2 separate regions of the Mus musculus genome follow, and region 2 is linked to region 1. A link is a loop called in an ENCODE intact Hi-C map of the cell type or tissue named here. Cell type or tissue: heart. All regions are shown on one strand. Each heading gives the region's core, and the rest is flanking DNA. Links, peaks and the distances in the headings are about the cores only. Region 1 has its middle 15 kb from the start of Mir7673. Region 2 holds the start of Maged1 (melanoma antigen, family D, 1).

Evidence for each region. Hi-C counts contacts between places; a loop is a spot of excess contacts. Peaks named below come from ENCODE experiments on the same cell type or tissue, not always from the same donor. Only the 100,000 strongest peaks of a DNase experiment are listed, where the experiment ranks them.
Region 2: it touches region 1 in a loop (11-fold over the local background); 15 of 42 quality-filtered maps call a loop at or near these places.

The regions. Positions count from the first base shown.
Region 1 is chrX:94,283,610-94,294,656 of GRCm38, forward strand. No RefSeq gene overlaps it. Among named protein-coding and RNA genes, the nearest start is that of Mir7673, 15 kb to the left of the region's middle. In heart, for the core only: a CTCF peak has its summit at 5,491 (motif pointing right); no DNase peak of the experiment used is centred there; H3K27me3 peaks cover 3,888 bases.
Region 2 is chrX:94,536,553-94,547,599 of GRCm38, forward strand. It overlaps Maged1 (melanoma antigen, family D, 1), which reads right to left and starts at 5,473. Exons shown (of 13, transcript NM_019791.3): 1 at 5,340-5,473; 2 at 4,699-4,772; 3 at 3,303-3,995; 4 at 2,055-2,729; 5 at 1,893-1,956; 6 at 1,632-1,711; 7 at 1,422-1,513; 8 at 1,124-1,203; 9 at 990-1,032; 10 at 742-804; 11 at 322-436. The coding sequence starts at 4,743. It also overlaps the pseudogene Gm9005. In heart, for the core only: a CTCF peak has its summit at 8,577 (motif pointing left); DNase peaks (open chromatin) are centred at 4,019, 4,299 and 5,599; H3K4me3 peaks cover 3,359 bases; H3K27ac peaks cover 2,964 bases; H3K27me3 peaks cover 639 bases.

The DNA.
Region 1 (11,047 bases), core at 1,257-9,256:
AAGAGTAGGATTTCCGGAATGGCCAAACAAGGAGTTCAGTAAATCCTCTCCGTAAAAAGCTGCCCTAAGGGCTGTGTCAAAAACTTAAGTGTCTGTCTCTGTCCTCCCTCCCCTCCCTCCCTCCCTCCCCTCCCTCCCCTCCCCTCCCTCTCTCCTCTCCCTACCTCTCTCATGTAAAATTTTATTAGAAGCAATTTCCCAAGCTTTTAAATTTCCTTCAAGACATTTTTAATGATTGCTTGATGTTCTGTAATCTAGCTATACTGTAATTTATTGGACCTTGTCTCCAGTAGTACACACTACACTTTGTTCTTTGTTTCAAGGCTAGTGAGATGGCTTAGGTTGAAAGTGCTTGCTGCCCTGAGTCCGACAACCTAAGTTTGAGCCCTGGCTCCCACATGGTCAAAAGAGAACTAACCTTATAGTTTGTCCTTTGACATTTACAGGGCATGGTTTGTGTCCCATGGCATGTGCATAATTCCATGTAAGTGTCATAAATTTAAAGTTCTTTTTATTTTTGTATATACTTAATGCATCCAAACTTCTGAGTATTTCTCTAATTTTCTGAAAATGAAATTTAGAGCATCCTATTTATTTATGTTTTGTGATGCAGGGCATCAAACTCAGGGCCTTATGTATACTCAGTAAGAATTTTATCACTTAGCCATATCTTTATGCCCCCAAACGAAGTGCTCAAAGTCTGTTACAAATATTGCTGGATTTGGCTCCAACAATTTGTGGAGTGTTATACACATTAGTATTGGGCATGACTTGACTGCTCACTGGTACAGATTGTTATACTTCAAAAAAAATTAGATACCAAATAGATGAAAATGTATCTTGATTCTAATTCTAGTTTCATTTCTCTCCTTCCTCCCTCTCTTTCCTTCCCTAACCCCACCTTTATTTTGAGACAGGGCCCCACTATGTAGAACTGGCCTGAAATTCATAGAGATTTGCCTGCCTCTGACTCCTGATATTAAAGATGTGAGCCTGTCACCAACCCAGGCCTCTTTCTCTTTTTCCTTTTTTTTCTCCTTTTTTTTTTTTCTAAGACAGGGCCACACTAGTCCAGGTTGGCCTTGCACCACGCCACCCAAAATGGCCTTGAACTTGAGACCCTCCTGCTCCAGCCTTCCACGTTCTAGGATTGCAGGTATATGGTGTCACCCTGGCTGGCTGTGTTAGGGAGTTTTGTTGCTTTTATTTAAATCTTATGTTTGTGGGTGTTATGTCTGCATGTCTATTCGTGCACCATGTGCATGCTTGATGCCTGTGGAGGTCAGGCAGTTGTGAGCTCCCATGCGGGTGCTGAGAATCAAACCCGAATCCTCTGGAAGAGCTTAACTGATGAGTTCTTTCTCCAGCCTGCCACTATGGGACTTGGAATGATTCTTTATGCTTTATCACATTTGAGTACACTATTTCAGACAATGTCCAAAATATCTTCAGTTACTGAGGCAATTAAAAAAAAAGATTTATCTGCACTAACGGTTGCCTGCCTGCATGCATGCATGTGTACTATGTGTGTACCTGATGTTCACCAAAGCCAGAAGAGGATGTTGGATGTCCTGATAACTGTGAGCTAACGTGGGTACCGAAAACCAAACCTGGATCCTCTACAAAAGCAGCAAGTGTTCTTAAGCACTGGGCCATCTCTCCATCCCCCTATTGAGGCAATTTTTAATAATTACACAGTTGCATTTCACTAACTGTGGAAAGCAAACTGCCTAGAGAAAACCCAAAGGGATGGGGCATATCCTGGTGAAGCAAAATGATTAAGCGTCAAGTAGTTGTGAGAGAAGGAAGCAGATGAAGACACTGTTAAAGGTATGGTATACTTTAAAGGTTCCAGAGGAAACTTACTCAAAAGCTAACTTAACATTCTACTCATCTGCAAATCAAGATAATTCTTTGTAGGGCTCTCTGCTCTAATGAAAGCATACACTCAGCTTTTAAATGGCTGTGCAGATATATTTGGGGGTGCGTGTGCAAACGCATTAGGAGGCCTAAGGGTGATGGTAGCAGTCTTTCTCAAGTTCCACCTTACTCATTGAGGCAGACTCTCTCAGTTACATCCAGAGCTGGCCCATACAGCTAGTCTATCTATCTAGCTTGCTCTGGAATACCTTGTCTCTGCCTTCAAAGGCCTGGAATATAGGTGGCTGGCTGCATCCACTAGACATTTATATGGATTCTGGGAACCCAAACTCTAATCCTCTCAATTTTCACATTTGCACCACTTGATCCACAGAGCCACATCCTCAGCTTACCTTTTTTTTTATTTTTTATTTTTTATAAAGGACAGCATTTATTTGGGATTAGCTTACAGATTCAGAGGTTCAGTCCATTATCATCAAAGCAAGAACATGACATTGTCCAGGCAGACATGGGGCTGGAGAAATTTAGAGTTCTACATCTTGTTCCAAATGGAACTAGGAGAAGACTGGGTGGTCTTAAAGCCCACGCCCACAGTGACTCATGTACTCAACCAAGGCCATACCAGCTAATAGTGCCATTTCCTGGGCCAAGCATATACAAACCATCACATGATCTCTGACAAGCATATATTAGAATTCTAGATTCCAGATAACCAGGAGTTTAACATGAAGCATAATTTCTGGGATAAAACTCATTCTTTCTAGCTTCCTGAAAACAAAATTTCTTTTTTTTTTTTAAAGATTTATTTATTTATTATATGTAAGTACACTGTAGCTGTCTTCAGACACTCCAGAAGAGGGAGTCAGATCTTGTTACGGATGGTTGTGAGCCACCATGTGGTTGCTGGGATTTGAACTCTGGACCATCGGAAGAGCAGTCGGGTGCTCTAACCCACTGAGCCATCTCACCAGCCCAGAAAACAAAATTTCTAAATGTCAGGTTAAGGCCACCATTCCAAGCAGGAATTTGTGTATATAAGCATCTTGAAATCTCATGCCATCTATAGTAATTTTTGTCTATACTCCAAGCAAGAATGGCAAGACAAGTCTATAGCCCTTGATATTTCTCTAATTTTCTTTTCTTTTCTTTTAAAAAAATTTTTTTATTAGGTATTTTCCTCGTTTACATTTTCAATGCTATCCCAAAGGTCCCCCATACCCACCCACCCCCAATCCCCTACCCACCCACTCCCCCTTTTTGGCCCTGGCGTTCCCCTGTACTGGGGCATATAAAGTTTGCAAGTCCAATGGGCCTCTCTTTGCAGTGATGGCCGACTAGGCCATCTTTTGATACATATGCAGCTAAAGACAAGAGCTCCCGGGTACTGGTTAGTTCATATTGTTGTTCCACCTATAGGGTTGCAGATCCCTTTAGCTCCTTGGGTAATTTCTCTAGCTCCTCCATTAGGGACCGTGTGACCCATCCATCAGCTTACCTTTTAAACCCTCACTGAATAGCTGCTGTGTGGATGTCAGCAGGAGCAAAGTCAGCTTGGGGGAGAGGGCAACTGTGATGGTGCAGGTCTGTGAGCTCAGTTACTAGCGGAGACAGAAGAACTGTATGTTCAAAGCCTTGTTTGGGCAACCTAGTGAGATTCTGCCTCAAAAATCAAAAAGAACTGGAGACATGGTTCAGTGGTAAAGCACTTGTCCAGCAGGAGCAGGTCCCAGTAAAACACATGCCACCACAAACCAAGTAAGATCCACTTTGCTAATGAGGGAATGTAAACAGCTAAAAAAAATCGCTGAAAATAAAAAATGCCAGAGGGAAAAGTAGCCTGTGATGGGAGTTCAGGAGTTGTGTTCACCGTCGAGGAAGACAAGGACCAATTTGATGGAAGAGCTGACTTTGCACTTGTCAGGCAAGACTGACTTTTTACTAGGTCATGTAGATTAAATAGGAAGGATACAGGAGGGGGGAAGGTGCCGAGGGAGGAAAGACAAAAATGCATGGGGAGGCCACACGAGGCAGGATGCTCTGACCAAGGCCTTCACCCCGACCCAGCCTATGACTTTAACCTGCTTACTGAACATTTCCATCTTTGACTCTGTTGTATTCTACAGCCAGCAGAAATAACATGAGATAGTGCCTGGCAAAATTGGTTCTGAATGAAAACAATGCCTGGACTCATGAATTAAAAAAGAAAAAAAAGCAGTTGACAATGGAAAATATTGCAGAGTTGGTAAAAACAATAAAAGTGACATTGTAAGATACAGCCAAAATACATTGTAAGCATGTATACCATTTTCAAATAATAAAAGTTAAACTGACAGTGGCAAAAACTATAGAACTGCATTTGTAATCTTAGTTTGGAATTCCCCTGAAAAGAGAATTTAAGTATGATTAGTTTGAGGGACCATTCTAGGAAGGAAAGGTTGGAGGGTGGGTCAGAAGATGGAATCAGAGGTGTTGGAGAGATGAGTCCTCAAGAGAGTGTGTTTCACAATCCTGAGGACTGGAATTTGGATCTGAGAACCCACATTATAACCCAAGCGTTCTGTGCATCCCTGTAATGTCATCTGTGACAGAGCCAGAGACAGCAGGCTCTCTGGGGGCCTAGCCAAGAAATGCAAGCCCTACACTTAGGGAGAAACACCATTTCAAAGGAATAGGCAGAAGGTAATCTGGGAGGCCACCTGACATCCTCTTGTGATCTCTGCATGAATGCTCACAACTGCATACACCAGCATGTACATGTACACACATACAAATAACATTTAAAATGTTATGTATTCATCTCAGTACAGGGGTATGTTTCCCATAGTGTGAACTCTGTGAGTTTGAGGCCAGCCTGAGAACAGATCCCAGGACAGCTAGGGATATACAGAGAAACCCTGGCTCAAAAATCCCCAAATCAATCAATCAATCAATCAATCAATCAAAAACCATTATCTGTTTGGGACAACTGAAATCAGTCCTCTCTCCTTGGGAACAAGAAGTCAGGTATAGAATGCATCTCAGCGTCGTCCCATCTGAGACTAGGAAGCCGGAGGGGTTTTTCCTCCAATTTCCATGAGTGGTGGTTCCCAGGGACTATAGCTACCCAGAACTTGAGGTCTGCGCTGTGGGCTGGGACAGCCGTAAGTGGAAAGTTGCAGGTAAGGCTAGATGTACAGAGGTATGAGAGCACTGTTGCTTTCTGTTGCATTTTGTCAAAAATCACTCACGTTCTGACAAAATTTAGGCTGATGAGATTTTTCAAATACAGAAAATTATAATAGAGACAGTAAACTAGCTCACTCATAATACGTTTAACAAATGGTTAAAAAAAATAGCCAAGTGTGGTGACATATGCTTTTACTCCCAGCATCTGGGAAGCAGAGGCAGGTTGACCACTGTTGTTCAACAACCTCACTTAAACAGCAAGTTGAGGAAAGTCAGTGCTACATGGAGAGAAACCCTGTTCTAAATTTAAAAATTGTAAAAATAAATTATGTGGGCAGGTTTTGTTTTGTTTTGTTTTGTTTTGCTTCTGTTTTGTTTTGTTTTTTTAAAAAAGATTTTTTTCTTATTTATTGTATGGGTATGAGTACACTGTAGCTATACTCAGACAAACCAGAAGAGGGCACCAGATCCCTTTAGATGGTTGTGAGGTTGCTGGGAATTAAACTCAGGACCTCTGAAAGAGCAGTCAATGAGCCATCTCCCCAGCCAGTCGTTTTTTGTTTCGTTTTGTTTGTTTGTTTGTTTTTGTTTTTGTTTTGTTTTGGAGACAAGGTTCCTCTGTGTGGCTCTGACTATCCTGGAACTCTTCTTGGCTCTGTGGATAGTCAGTGTGTAAACCAGCATGCCAGGTTCAATTTGGTAACATTTATAGGAACAGGAATTTTACAGATTAAAATAATGTCAGTAAAAGTTTAAAAGATACAAAAATACTAGAAATAGTTTACTTGCACTATATTAGAAGGAAACTGATATTAAACCAATTAAGTGGATTTGAATTTGTACAGAGAAATATATTCTTTTTATTACTGGTTATTTTATTTATTTGCATTTCAAATGTTATTCCCCTTCCTGGTTTCCCCTCTGCAAACCCCCATCCTATCCCCACTGCTTCTATGAGGGTGCTCCCCCACCCACCCATCCACTCCGGCCTGAGAAATACATTCTTTTGTTTTTGGTTTTTTTTTTTTTTTTTTTTTTTTTTTTTTTTTTTTTTGAGACAGGGTCTCACTAGGTAGCTCTAGCTGGACTGGGAACTTGCTATGTAGATCAGACTAACCTTCACTCACAGAGATCTGCCTGTCCCTGCCTTCCAAGGGCTGTGATTAAAGGTGTGTGCCCCCATTTCTTTCAAAAGAAATATATTCTTTATAAAATTTATCCAGACTGAAGCTTAGTATGGTGGTACACATCCTGTAATCCCAGCACTTAAGATCTGAGGCAGGAGGATTACTACTTTGAGGCTAGCCTGGCCTACACTGCAAGATCCTATGCCAAAAATAAATTCATCGTATTGTTAAAATTGAAGTTAAACTGGTTGTACTCATAAAAATGTAGTCAGGCTGGGTGTGGTGGCATATGCCCTTTAATTCCAGCACCCTGACAGAAGAGGCAGTCAGATCTCTGAGTTCAGGGATCAACATAGTCTACATAGAGAGTTTTAGGCTAGCCAGGGCAACAAAAATGTACAGTACAACTCACAGACCATATGAAGCTTAAGAAGAAGGAAGACCAAAGTTGGATGCTCCAATCCTATGTAAAAGTGGGAACAAAATAATCACAGAAGGCAGAGGGAGGGAGGGACCTGGGAGGGAGAGAGGCGGGGGAGGGAATAAGGGGGGCAAGATCAGGTTTGGGAAGAGACAGGAGAGAAGTACAGAGGGTCAGGAAATTGAACAGAGGTGTGTAGCAGTGGGAGATGGGGAACTGGGGGTAGCCACTATAAAGTCCCAGAAGCGAGACATTACCAGGACCCAACAGGGATGACTTTAGCTGAAATAACCAACAAAGGAGAGATAGAACCTGTAGAGACCACCTCCAGTAGATAGACATTGCCCCCATTTGAGGGATGGGGCCACCCACCCATCTCAAAATTCTTAACCCAGAAATGTTCCTGTCAGAAGGAAAGACAGGGACAAAATATGGAGCGGAGACTGAAGGAAGGGCCATCTGGGGACTGCCCTCACCTGGGGATCCATTCTGTCCACAGACATCAAACCCAGACACTATTGCTGATGCCAAGAAGTGCTTGCTGACAGGAGCCTGGTATGGCTGTCTCCTGAGAGGCTCTGCCAGTGTCTGACAAATACAGATGGAGATGCTCACAGCCAGTCATTAGACTGGGCCTGAGGACCCCAATGGAAGAGCTAGGGCAAGGACTGGAGGAGCTGAAGGGGTTTGCAGCCCCATAGGAGGAACAACAATATCAACCAACCAGTACCCCCAGAGCTCCCAGGGACTAAACCAACAACTAAAGAGTACACATGAAGGGACCCATGGCTCCAGCTGCATATGTAGCAGAGAATGGCCTAGTCGGCCATCAATGGGAGGGGAGGCCCTTGGTCCTGTGGAGGCTCGATGCCCCAGCATAGGAGGAGGCACGAGCGGTGAGGTGGGAATGGGTAGGTAGGTGGAGGAGCACCCTCATAGAAGCAGGGGGATGGGGGATGGGATGGGGGGAGGTTTGTGGAAGGAAAACCAGGAAGGGGGACAACATTCCACATGTAAATCAATAAAACAACTAATAAAAAGAATGGAGTCAGTGTCCCCCAAGCTCAAAACAAGGTAGCGGGTTGAACATATCCCGTTCTTGAATTGCTAATGGCCAAAAATGAAGAGGGTTTGTGCCAGAGGAAACTGCACGGGTAGATGTGAGTGGAGAAGCGTATGGATTGCTTTGGGAATGATGAATTCCTCACTAAAAGGACTACGGGAGCAGGTGTCAACAACAACAAAGCGGTATGTATTTATGAGTATCCTGAAGCTACAGATGACTTTGTTAAAAAAAAAATACAAGGAAAATTGGACTTTTCAACCCCCAGTAAAACACTTCATAATTTTAACTAAAGTATTCTATGAGCTTAGAGGAAAAGATGCAAAACCCATGAAAATAGTGAGATTGACAGAAAACCATGTGAAACCACGAGCAGCCTTGAAATGAATCTGATGGCCAGTGGAGTTAGACAGAAACAGAGACCCACACTTCACGTTCTCGAGTGCTTTATGCAAGAGAAGAGTGGAGGGAATGTTTTGTAAGCTTCGTCATTCTGACTCCAACAACTTCGTTCTGTTCAGACTTGGGTCTTCCCTGGGCAGAGGCCTAACATTTTGAGTGTGGTTCCAGGAGCCACACTGAGAGCCACACTCTTTCTTAGTTTCTTTTTTTGTGTGTGTGGGGGTGCAGTTAGAGTTTATTCATTTTATATGTGTTTCCTATTCATTTTATATGTGAGTGTTTCCTTTGCATATATGTGTGCTTGGTGCCCACACAGGTCAGACAGGAACAACAGATCCCCTGGAACTGGAGTTACAGATGGTTGTGAGCCACCATGTGGATGCTGGGATTTGAACCTAGGGTTCACTGTAAGAGCCGCAAATGCTCTTATCTGCTGAGCCAACTTTCCAGCCCTGCCTACCACCTTTTAGAACTAAACACAATGATGAGCCAGACAGAGAGTGAGAGGTCTACACTGTAGCATGTAGTGGCTTCTTTCACAACTCACTGAGAGGTACAGAGACTGTTCCTCACACTACCACTGGCTTCTGGGCTACAGCAGTTGAGAAGTAGGAATTACCACCAGACGACAGAGTCACGATTAAGGAAAAGTGCATTAGCAGTGAAAATGGGGGCTGGAAGCAGTGTCTGTCAGCATGGAACTAGAAACAACCTGGAAGACTCGGAAACTATTTCTGCAAAGTATTTCCTTTTAGAGCCAGAAGAGAAAGCCAAAACTACTTCATAGCTTTAAAAGACTGCTGGGGATGGGCTTGGCGCTGAACGCTTTTAATCCTAGCACTAGAGAGAAAAGGGCAGATTTCTGTGAGTCAAGGCCAACCAGAGCTACAGAATAAAATCCTGATTGCCAGGCCCACGGATGTAGCTCAACTGGTGGAGTATTTACATGCATGAAGCTCGGGCTTTGATCCCCAGCTCCATGTAAATCATACGTATAATCCTAGCACTCAGAAGGTTGAGGCAGGAGGTCAGTTCAAGGTTTATACTCAGCTACAAAAGTGGTTTAGTTTGGGTCTGGAATATTGTCCAAAAGTAAGGTTTGCTCAGCAGCATGGGGCCCTTGGGGGGCAGTGGACCCTTTCAGAGGTGGGGCCTGCTAAGAGAGGGTTAGGGTTGTTTTGTTTTGTTTTTGTTGTTGGTTTTTTGGTTTTTTGGTTTTTCGAGACAGGGTTTCTCTGTGTAGCCCTGGCTGTCCTGGAACTCACTTTATAGACCAGACTGGCCTCGAACTCAGAAATCCACCTGCCTCTGAGGGTTAGGTTATTGAGGGGCTTGCCTCAGCAGGACTTGTGGGATCCTTCTTGCTCTCTTTTCCCCTTGTTTACTTTGTGGCTGCAAGCTGTTTCCTGGCAGACCCTCAAAGCATCAGAACTACTTGGTCATAGATGGGAACCTCTGAGGCCATAAAGTGAAGTAAATTTTTTCTAAGTGGATTATCTTAAGTGTTTGAGGCAGGAGTGGGAAGGGGAGTAACACAAAACAGTGGAACACATCTCCTTGTTCCCCATCACACTACAAGTGATTTGATTTTTTTTTTAAATACTACTCTCCTAAAAAGAAAGATCTCATTTATTTGTCCATCCTGAGTCTTCTCATCTGCTAGGTGGGATTCTTGGAACCTACCTCAGGGAATTATGGTGGGTTTAAGATGAGATCAATCAGGCCAGTGCTGCACAGTGACCACTGCTGGGCATGGACACACTCTTCTTGTTGGCTAATATTGACCCCATACCCATGAAGGAAAGTAGACCGGGTTGGTCAGTAGGAACGATGGCTTGTATGTTAAATCTTGGAAGGTATTCAAATCTGGGATTCTCATGTATAGAACAAACAGAGCTGTAGAAGTTTGGGAATTCCTATGAAAGTGAGGGAAGCCCTGGACAGTACTCAAAGAGAGGTGAGGTTCCAGTGAAGTCTCAATCATGTACAAGAGTCCTAGGTGCTTGGCAACTGAGCGTTGTGATAATACCACTATGTTGGGGTTTGTCGGGGGTAGTTCACATGAAAATTGAGAGAGAGAGAGAGAGAGAGAGAGAAAGAGAGAGAGAGAGAGAGAGAGAGAGAGAGAGAGAGATCCATGATTTGGTGTGTGGAGGCATTTGGAGATTTTACCATGAGATAACTGGGTAGAAAAACAAGGATTAGGAATAGAACGTCAAGTGGAGCCTGGGCTCCCGAGCAGAGCTTCGCACACTTAGATGCTCACACAGTGGTGGGCTGCTGTAACCATGCTTCCTTCAACGCAGAGAGGGTCCAGGTCTAGGACCTAAGGGTGGGTCTGCCCTTGTAGCCAGCTCCCACAGAGAGGCCCCAGCTTGCGGCAGCTGCTTCAAGCAGCAGCACCTGGTTCTGGGATCCTTCCTACCCCACCCAAGCATGGAGTCCTGTCACTAGTGAGTCACACATTGCACTTACCTGTCACACATTGCACTTACCTGCTGACAGCTGCTGCTACAGAGATAATGGGAGTCAGAAAATTGACCAGAACCCCTTCCCTCAGGTGGCCTTCGGGCAGCTTATCTTCCTCACCTAAGCCACAGAGACTCAGGAATGTTGGACCCAAGCAAACAGAGTCCACCAGTCCAGGGATAATTACTTTCGCCCAAGGCCAGGCCCCGAGGACCCGCAGCTTTCTGGGGTAGAAGAGAGAGAATTATGAAAGAGATGAGCCACACCGAGACTACAGCGCTGGCGCCTGTATAGATAGGGGCACTTGCTGTTCTAGGTCAGAGCAGCAAAGATGGCAGATACAAAGAAGGTAGTTACATTTTCTGAGCTTCAGAAAATGCTATCTGCAGAATGAAAAGCTTGACACCCCAGGAAGACCTAACTAACCTACACATATCTACATTTGGCAACCATTTAAAAATTATTTTTAATGGGCCAGTGAGATTGACTCAGTGCTTGCCTGACATGAGTTCAATGCAC
Region 2 (11,047 bases), core at 1,490-9,489, 250 kb after region 1:
TAATGAGTAAGCCCTGGGTATCTATTATGCAGCAGAATGTCTATAAGTTAATGACTAGTGTATATCTATACATTGCTGAGCTGAGTTTTTCTTGTGTGTTGCTATGTATGTACACATACATGTGCAGGATAGAAGCCAACCTTGGGTGTTGTTCCTCAGGTACCATCCACCTTATTATTTGAGATAGGGTCTCTTAACAAGCAGGCTGAACGTGAGCCCCTGTGAGGCACCATTTCCACCTCCCCAGCACTGGACTGCAAAAACACACCATTACCCCCAGCCTTTTTACACAGGTTAATCTATCCTCGATTCCTCCATTACCTCTGCAATGAATCTCAGCACTTTCATCTTGCTAGTCTCATGGTAGGAGCGGAGGCCCCAGAGGAACTCATACTCAGGAGGGTTGCTGTTGGGCACTCGTCTATAGTCCAGGTATCTGAGAAAAATAAGAGTGTGTTTATGGGCAGTCTGCAAAACAAACAAACAAACAAACAAACACAACAAAAAACCCATACTATGCTAAAGTTGTTGCCTCAGGATTTTACAATCTGAGACTGTGTACTATGGGAAGAGTGGACAGGCCTTTCTTAGAACCATGCTGTAGAAACAGTCTACCTCCGAGAGTATCTTCAGTAAACACTTCTGAGTAATTCTGGGAACCGACACAGGTGCGCTGCAAGTCACGTTTAGAGAACCTTTTCTGACACAGATCAAGCAGTCAGAATTACAAGAACCACTTACTTCTGCTTTACAAACTCGTAAGTAAGAAGTTTTCTCAGGTCACCAAGGAGGGGATGTCTCACCCTGATGGTAAAAAGGAAAACGACAATCAGAGAATTTGCCTGAAGAGAAGTAAAGGAGAGAGTTAAAGATTGTTTTCCTATCTCTCTACACCATAATTTAGACTCCCCCAAGACCACCAGGTTAATGCAATTCTGGTAGCATCCCTGCTGCTAAATGATACTTGAGATGAAAGAGCCCAATCATACCCAGGACGTAGTCCCATCTTGCGCAGTGCTTCCCAGAGGACGGCTGTGATAGGAGGCAAGAGGAGACAAGGCATGGAAAGTGAGCATGGAAATCAGACTGTAGCCAAGCCCCAGCTCCAAGGTCAGTCACTTACCCTCGGTGGCACGGTTGCCATTCATGAAGATAATGCCCAGAATCACTAAGAGGAGGCCAAGCTTCGGTGTGTCTTTGGTCCTAGAGGAGTATAAAAAGAATATAGATATATACATACCCAGCAGCCATCTGCATGAAAAACCCCACAAGCTTACCAATTTAGCTTCTCCAGTATTCCTCAGCAGAGATCATTATGCCCCCACTCTGCCCATGACCTCCTATGTGACTGAATACTGAGACTCTTAGGGGAAAAAAGCATCACTTAGAAAGACCATACTCCATCTCCTTTCCCATCTTACGTTCCCAGTATGCCAGCCAGGGACTCAGGGGTACTGATGAGAATATACAGATGCTCTTCTTTGTCGATTTCCTTCAGCTGGATTCCAAATTTCTACAGAAGAAAACCGATCAATGACGGCAGTTAGGATAACCTACCAATAGGCAGGCAGTCACAGCCCTGTAAGCCCTGTCCTTGCCATCATTCTTGTTTCTCAGGTCTGACTCTTTACCTTCTCCAGGACAAAGCATGCGCGCTCAATGATTTCTGGATAGACATCAGTGTATTCTCGGATGATATCCCTCAGCATTTCTGTAGGAGAGAAGGGAAGCACCTGGAGTGAGCTGGACCGTCCAGTGCCAGCCCCTGTGCCAGCCCTGCTGAGGGTAGCCCAGTCAGGTTCTTCTCAAGTACAATCAGCAGCTATGGGAGGGAGGGGACAGAATAAGCAAAAGATGCCCCTATCAAGGACATCAAGGACAGAACGACCTACCTGAGCGCTTGATGGGCACCTTCGTGTAGTCTTTAAGCATCAGGTACTTGACCAACTTATTTGCCTGGGGAGAAGTAATTAAAATGATGTTTGTAGAAAACGTGGCCGCCGGTTATAAATGGAAGGACTGCAGTAAACTAAGTGGAGAGGCACAGCACTTACTCTTTCCTGAAGAAGGGCCACATCTCGGGGCTGTGGAGGACCCTGGTTCTGTGAGGCACGAGAGTTGGAGGAGGATCTCAGATTAGGTGAGGGTCGTAAGTTCTGCCAGTCAGGTGGAATTGGCCAGTCGGCGGGGATCCAGTCAGGTGGAAAAGGCCAGTCGGAGGGAAAGGACCAGTCAGGAGGCATTGACCAGTCAGGTGGTACCTGCCAATCTGGAGGGCCCTGCCAATCTTGAGGGCTCTGCCAACTAGGTGGAGCCTGCCAGCTGGGTGGGCTCTGCCATCCAGGTGTACTCTGCCAGGCCATTGGGTTTGGCCAGACAATTGGGCCAGGCCAGACAATGGGGTTTGGCCAGATCACTGGATTCTGCCAGATCACTGGGTTAGGCCAGATCACTGGATTCTGCCATGCAACTGGGTTCTGCCAAGCTGATGGTGTCTGCCTAGCTGGGGGACTCTGACGTGCTGCTGGTGGGGTCTGCCTGGCTGTCTGGTTTTGCCAGCCTGATGGGTTCTGCCAAGCCAGTGGTGTCTGCCACACCACATTAGGGGGTGCTCCAGGTGGGTTCTGCTGAGTGGTCACTGGAACCGGAGCAGACCTCCAGTTCCCTGAGGCCAGTGAGGCACGCCTTTGATCCCCACTGTTGTTCTCTTCCACATTCAAGTTATTAACCTGTATAATTAGAGAGAAGAAAATTTCAGGGTCACTATTAATCCTGGGTCCTCCCAGTTGCTATCTTAGGAAGTACCTAGGAATCTTCACCTACACCTCACTAGCCACTGGTCACTTTGATTCTCTTTGTCTTTCAGACAGGCGTTTCATCTCCAAACCAGACAAAGGAAAAAACAAACAAACAAACAGAAAGTGGGACCTAGATTTCTCCTTTTCCTGTGTGACTACGGACAGTGCTTGGTTTCACCCTGAACTCGTTTCTTCCTGACTCTGTTCTCTCTAGAGAGTGAGGTACATCTTCAAGATCTAATTGATTCTGTGTGAGCCTGCCTAGCTTAAGACATGGTGTTTAATGTCAAAATGTAAGATGGCCTACACACATATTGCCTGTGTCCTTGTATCAACTCATCATCAGCCTGTGGACAACCTGGGCTCAGGAATAATAGTTACCTTAGCACCCCCTACAACTGTGCCAAAATACAGATAAATCCATGCCCTTTATTGTGTTTGGAGCCAAGGAAATTGGAAGAAAGGAGAGAGCCCAAAGCAAAGGGAAGCTAGCTGGGATCTCACCTTGCGGGTCCTCTTGCCCCGAATTATAGTCCGGGACTCCACGTTCTGAGTCTGGGAGCCATCTGCTGATGTCTGGGCTGCTGCACCATCAGCTTCAGAGATACCTGCGCTGGTCCCTACGTCAGCCATTTTGGCCTGATTTACATTCTGGGTCTGGGCATCAGCTCCAGGGACCTTAGTAGTGTCATTCCAAGCCTTAGCTGTCTTAGGCTGGTTGTTGGTCATCTCATTGGCACTGGGAGACTGAGGGAAATTGTAGGTGGTACCGGGGCCAGCCTTAGTGCTATTCTGACCCTTAAAGGCCATTTCAGACTTTTTAGCTGATTTGCCTGTGGGTGCTGCCTGGGAAAAGTCAGAGGCAGCATGTGGACCTTTAGGGGTGCCATTCTGTGACTTAAAGGCCGCCTTAGACTGATTCTTGGGCATCTCCTTGGCATTACGTGCCTGAGAGTAATCATTTGGCCCCTTTGTGGTGGCATTCTGGGCCTTAAAGCCTGTCTTAGGCCTGGCAGCAGCTGCTGAAACCTCAGTATCAGCCTTCTCATTGGCAGTTGGGGGCTGTGAACTCTGGGGACTAGCATTTGGCCCACTGGCAGCTGCTGTGGCCTGGCTGGTGGGCGGAGCCTCGGAGATCTGGATGGCTTCCATCAAGGTCTGCACAAGCAAGGCGCTGTCTTCAACAGAGGCCTCAGCCTGCAAACACAGGAGGGGCAACATTTCAATCTCTGAGCCTTACATGGCAGACCAGAGGAGGGGGGGGGCGCGGCGCAACGCAGCAGGGGAGCTGTAGACAGGCGTCACAGTACTCAGACGTGGGGGCAGAGGCGGGTCAAAGGGAGGCGGGGCGCGAACAAAATTTAATTAAGGGTAGAGGGGGCAGGGCAAGGTGAGGGACAGTCTGTGGCAGCAGGGGCTGGTGCGGAATGTGGTGCAAGCTCTGAGCCCCAAATGGGTTTAGAGACGGACTGGTTAGGCTTGAGGTGGGGAGCTCAAGACCCGAGGAGGGAGGAATCAAGGAGGATAAGCCGAGAGGGTGGAGGGGGAGTCTCGCGGCGTGGAGAAAGGGAGGGTGGAGGCGAGAGGTTGGGGGATGGGGCGACAGACTGCTCTACACGCGTCAGGGTTATGGAAAAAAAATGGTTCCTTACCCAACCCGCATTCTCTGGGCAGAATGCCCTGACTAACAGGGTCTCCCCTTTCTCTAAGCAGGGACCGATGGCTGAAAAGGGCCGCCCCTCCCCCCCATTCGATAAACGCTAGAAATCTGAGAGCCCGCGGTGTCTAGGCCGGAAGAAGGGCAAAATCAGATCCTGCCATTCGCGCGACCTAAGGGGCCGGGGGTGGGCGTAAACTGTCAGCAGGGGAAAAATGGGGGAATTGGGAGCGGGGTCCTCACCTGGAAGCCGCGGAGGCCTGCACCGCCGTCCGGTTTCTGAGCCATAGCTCTCGTCTCCCTGGCAAGAGCAGAGCCTAAGGGGGGGGGTGTGGGAGAGAGGAGCTGGGCATTACACTACAGAAGGAAAAGACATAGGACCGAATTCTGTGTGCGTGTGTGCTTTGATTCTGGGGGCGGGTGAGGTGCCGAGTCCGGGGGGAGAACCAGGCCTAAGCGGAGCGGGAAAAGTAACCGGTCGTCCCGCTAGACCATCTCCAATCTCAGACGCGGCCAGGGAAAAGCTTCAGCGCTGCCGTTTTGGAGTCAGAGAGGAGCTGTGGATGCGGTAGTTTACGGGGGCGGGGAGGGAGGGCGGCGAGCGGGGAGACACGGGCGTCCGAAAAGTTGAATTAAGGTTCTGAATTCAGAGGAACCATCTAACGGGATCAAGGTCGGGAAATAGGATTCGGGGAGGGAACTGGAGAAAAGATTCAGGGGGACGGACGGAGTTTCAAATTAGAAAAGGGTCGGGAGCAGGGTCTGAATCCGGGAGCAGGCAGAGCAGGGGGCTTCCGAATCCAGGGTGAAGGGACTGGGAGAAAAGAATGGCGGAAGGACGCCGCGCCAGGGGGGCAGATGCCCCGTCTGGGGGCGAACCTCACCTTGCCTCAGGGCCGAACCCCAATCCCTTCGCTGTTTCCTTCTTCGCGACTCAAGAGGATCGGGAATGGCTCTGTCCGGCTCTCGGCACCCGCACTCTCTCCGCGTCCAGGAGAAAATGCCAGCGCGGCAGCTCGGGCGACCCCGCCTCTCCGCCTAATATACCACCCACCGCCTCTGGACGCGCCGCGCATGCGCAGCAGATCACTGTCCAAATAAGAGTCCCGCTTGCTTTCCCAACAAAAGCTTCATCCCAGAGCCATTGTTGCGCATGTGCACTTGGAGGAGAGCCCGCCTCCTTGCCAGCACACTATCCCACCGCCAACCAGGTTGACAGTGGACAAAGGTTCCTCCTCCCCTTCTCCTTACGCATCCACTCCTTCAACAGATGCGCAGCGCCTTTCGGTCCCACCCCCTGGCCCGACACACCAGCCCCCTACCTTTCTCCGCAATGCGTCTATGCTCAGTCCCGCCCTTTTTCCCGAACTCTCTCTAGCCAGGTCCGCAGCTCCCGCCCACCCCCGTGTGCAGAGCCCCGTAGGTAGGCCCCCCGCGGGGGTCTCTTATTTCGAAACATGCTAGGCCTCTGCTGAGTTCACCCACTCTACGACGCAGAAACCTTAAAGGCCAGAAAAAAAAAAAAAACCATTGCAGAGATACCGGAGCAAGGGTCGCCCGGGGGGGGGGGGGATCTATAGGTTTCCTCTCACTGGACTCAGAAAATGAGCTTTTTCTCTCGCCCTTTTGGCAGTTTTTGCCCATCGAAACCCTTTTTGAGGGCTGGGTTAGAGAGGTGAGGGAAAGGCGTTGGGCTGTGGGGTCTGCCCTGGGGCTTGTTTTTCTTGCAGGCTGTTTTAGGGAGATGGATGGAGTGCAACATTCTCATTTAACACACCAGGTAGCTAATGCAGAAGCCCGGGGCATTGAGCTGGTACCACACAGAAAGGCCAGAACCTGCCCCAGCACCGCTGCGCAGGCTGGTAATCCCAGCACTCTGGGGACTCAGGGAAAGCCCTGAGTTCCAGGCCAGCTGTGCAACTCTGAGACTTGATCTAAAAGACAAACAAAACCATCCATGAGGGGCCTGGATTTTCCTGAGTGTAAAATCTAGTCTGAGAACAGGGGCACTCCTTCAACCTCTATTGGAATAACAAGCTGTCCTCTCCCCAATATTTGTTCCATGGGAATAAGGCTTGTGTTCTAGGAGGCCTGGCATGTGTGGGGACCCTTTAGGTTCGTTCTGTGCTCCTCTTAGTAGGCAGTCTCCAGGAGCGAGACCGCAGGCTTTCTTGGTGACTGCTGGAGCGGCCAGAGCATTCAGGTGTGTCTGCCTTGTTCTTGCAGAATGAAGCTGGCCTTGGCTTTAGAATTCCGGGAGGAGTGTCTGCCCTATCTGTCCCTCGCTGTGTGAGTCCCCTGAGATATAGTCACTACACTTTAGTGGACTTCTCTGAGCCTGGTTTACTCACTACTATCCAAAACAGGAATCCCGCAAAGAGGGTCGTGCCCAAGGACACACAGCCAGCTGTGCTTCCAGGACAGCTGGGGAAACAAACGCAGAAAGATGGCATACAGATGCGAAATGACTCAATCCAAACCCATCCGTTTCCCAAGTCCCGGGCAGACCTTAGCGCGTTTCCCATTTATTGTGGCGTCAGCTCCTGTGAGGAGCCTGCATAGGAAAGAAGGCTAATGCTAGGAAGGACTGCAGCATTTTGTCCCCAAGGGCCAACATCAATTCTGCCAGGCTGGATGACTTCCCTCATCTGTTGCATAGCAACCTCCCCTGTCAGCTGCCTGTTTTTCCTCAGCACTTCCTCTGTAAAGTGTCTGCAGTGGGACGTGATCAGACTCAGGAAAGGAGGTCTGAGGTGCCATTTTATATTTTCTCTGCTTCCACGTCTGTATCTTCAGTCATGATCCAGCCTGTACCTTATGGACTTGCACCCTGCTGTCCCCTCCCTTCTCCAGGTGGATATCTCTTGATATTCTCAAAATTATTATTTCAAAATTTATTCATATATATATGAATATATATGTATGTATATATTCATATATATATGAATATATATGTATGTATATCCTCACCACTGTTTCCTTTAGTTTTGTTCTTTTTGTCACATGAGATTGGGAGTTTCTTTAGGGATATGGATATGGAAGTTTGCCCAATTTACTCGTTGTTGTACCTTCAGCACGAAGAACAATGCCTACCTAATACGTTTTATATTCTCAATAAAGATTGTTTGATAAATGAATGAATCACACAATCTACCCCATTGCTAAAGCTAGAAGCCTGAGAGGAAATTTTTTTTTTTGCCCGATAAATTCACGTATTATTTTTTTGTCATATACAGAGACATAATTCATTATGGCAACAGTTTATATTCATCATTGGGGATTGAAATATCTAAATGCTATCAAAGTTAAGTAATCAGTTTTGAATCCTCACCACCCTGAGCCAGTGGCTAAGGCTTTTCTGCTACCTTTCATATAGCATTTTTAAGCTCAGGCACAGAGCTTCTTACGTCAATAAGATAATAATGCACGTGGAAATATTTTAAATGGCACTCTTTTGCCTAATACTCCACATTCTTCTTTCAGGTCTCTCAGATGTGCATTGTTAGCATGATGTTTAAATCCCTGCTTGATCAAAGAGTCGTGTTTTTATCATTGGACAAGAACCAGGAGCATACGCATTTTTGCATGTTTTTATCTTATCAGAAAAATCTTTCTCTGCGTCATTCTTTTAAATGTTTAACGTTCTTTTTTGTGTCTGTTCATGTTGTAACAGGGATCCTGGTGTTAGCTGAGTTCATTTTGGGGGAAAAGGCAAAGGACTGAGTGAGCAGAAAAGACAAAAGGACTGGAATGCGGGGGGGGGGGGTGGGGGTGGGGGTGGGAAGCTTTCCAGAAGCTAAAAGGCTCTCAGGCTCTTTCCTTGGAGCTGGGAGGGGACACTGGGAGGTGAGAGTCTGAGGGGTGGGACATGAGTCTAGATGGGGTGGGACATGAGTCTAGATAGGCTGCTTTGTTGTTGTTTTAAATTAAAACCCCTGAGTCCTTCTATTTTTCTTAGTTCTTATCCAGATGTTTGTCCCTGAGCAGGCCTGTCTTTCTAACTTCCCCTCAAAGTGTATGTGGGTTTGTTTCTCTGTGTGTATGCTACATATGTGCTGGCTTTTGGATGCCAGAAGAGAGTTGTAGTCCCTGGAACTGGAGTTACAGAGGTGGTTGTGTGCCACCTGGTGTGGGTGCTGGGAACTGAACTGACTAAAACGGTTTGGCCATCTCTAGCCCCTAATTTTTATTTTTACATTTTTTTGTGTGTAAACAGATATCCATTTCTTTGAGTTAAATGTACAACAGTGCAATTTCTGGGCTTATAGTAAGTGTGTGTTAGCTTTACAAGAAGTTACAGATCTTTTCTAGAGTGGCTCAACCATTTTACATCCCATTAACCACATATAAGTGGTTCAATTTCTACAAATCTTGGGTGACATTTGTAGTCAGAATTTTTAGCAATAGTGTGTAGGAATAGCTCACCGTGCTTTTAATGTGCATTTACTTGGTGGTTAACTGAATATATTTATGTATGATAATTTCACACCCGTATCTCCTTTTTAGTAAAATGTCTCTGTATACGTTTGATCCATCTTCTATTTGGGTTGTCTTACTGCTTTTGCTAGCGATGTTGGACCTTGGTAAGATCACTGCCGCACAAGCAGGAGGATCTGAGTTCAAATTCCTAACACACATGGAAGAAGCTCATTAGAGCTTTGCACACCCACTGTGGGGGTGGAGACAGGAGGATTGCCGGATTTTTCTGTCTGGTAGTGAAAGACTGCCTGAGAATAAAACAGAAGCACTTGCCATCCTCCTTTGGCTTCTGTGAGTGCATGGGTGTGTACCTCCACACACCCATGCATGTATGTACCACATACATTTGCCATACTTACACTCACACACACATGGATGTATACAGATTAACAAAGAGAATAAGTCAATTAGTTTAAACCTTGAATATTGACTTTTTCTAGTTTATTCATGAGTCTGTTGTCAGATATGTGGTTTGCAAGTTTTCCCAGTTTATGGCTTATCTTACTCTTACTTAAAACATTTATTTTTATATGTATGTATGTATGTATGCATGAAGGTGCCCATGGATGTTGGAAGAGGATGTTGGCTCCCTTGAAGCTGTAGTCACAGATGGTTCACATGGGTGCTGCACACTAACCCCGATTGCTCTGGAAGAGCAGCAAGCACTCGTAACTGTTGAGTCATCTCTCCCACCCCCTCTTTCTATGTTTCCTCTTTTTCTTTTTCAGTAGCCTTTTAAAAGTTTATTTATGTTATGTGCATTTGCTGTTTTGCCTACATGTATGTCTGTGTGAGGGTGTCGAATCCCCTGGAACTGGAGTTACAGACAGTTGTGAGCTGCCCTGTGGGGGCTGGGAGTTGAACCCAGGTCATCTGGAAGAGTAGCCAGTGCTCTTATCCTCTGAACCACCTCTCCAGGCCCTCTTTATTCTCCCCTCCTCTCCTCTCCTTCCCTCTCTCTCTTGTTGTTTGATACATGGCTTTTTTTGTGTAACAGAACTCTGGTTGTCCTGGACTCTCTTTGTAGATCAGGCTGGCCTTGAACCTCCAGAGATTCTCCTACCTCTGTCTCCCAAGTGCTGGGATTATAAATTCATGTGCCACTATGCCTGGCTCTTTCTCTTCTCTTCTCTTCTCTTCTCTTCTCTTCTCTTCTCTTCTCTTCTCTTCTCTTCTCTTCTCTTTTTTAAATTTTAATTTACTCTTTTTTTTTCACACTCCAGATTTTTATCCCCCTCCCGGTCCACCCTCTGACTATTCCACATCTCATACCTCCCCACCCCCTCTATGAAGATGTCCCCACCCCAGCCCCCACCTTACCAGAGCTCTCCACTCTCTGGGGCCTCCAGTCTCTTGAGGGTTAGGTGCATCTCCTTTTTATTTCCTTTTCCCTTTTTCTTTTTATTATTTAAATTATATCTATGTACAGAAAACTTAGTGTACATTTAACCCAATGTAGTGGCAAGTTCTTTAGCCTTTTCTTTTCCAGCTCAGCAATGCAAGCCACAGACTTAGGACCCAGGATGTTGCCTCCCCAGTGGCAGCAGATCTGGTCATTATAATTGGTCCTAATAGTTTCCACCAGCTTAGCCAGAGCACCCTTGTCTTCCGAGTTAACCTGTGTGAAGGCAACAGTGGTGCATGTCTTCCTGTAGACGGGGTGCCCCAGCCTGGCCTTTCCCTTAAAGATGCAGTAGGGCACCCCCATCTTTCGGCACACTGCAGGTAGGAAAACCACCAGCTCAATGGGGTCTATGTCATGGGCAGTCACCACCAACTGAGCCTTCTTGTTCTCCACCAAGTGGTGACTGTATTGACCCCTGCTCGGAGGTCAGGTGGTCTCTTTGTTGGGCTGTTGCCTTTGCCAGCAGCTTTCTTCTCAGCACAGGCCAGTAGCCCTTGCTTCTTCTCTTGCTTTTTCTCCGATCTGTACTTGTGAGCAAGCTTATGCAGCTGAATAGCTGTTTGCCTGTCCAGGGTCATGGTGAACTGGTTAATGGCAGGAAGTACTTTGAGCCGCTTATAGAGGATGGCTCCTTGCCGCTGCAGCCTGATGTAGCCGGGCCAATTGACGAGGCGCATTAGATCTCTTTGGGGCTGGATGTCCTGCCCA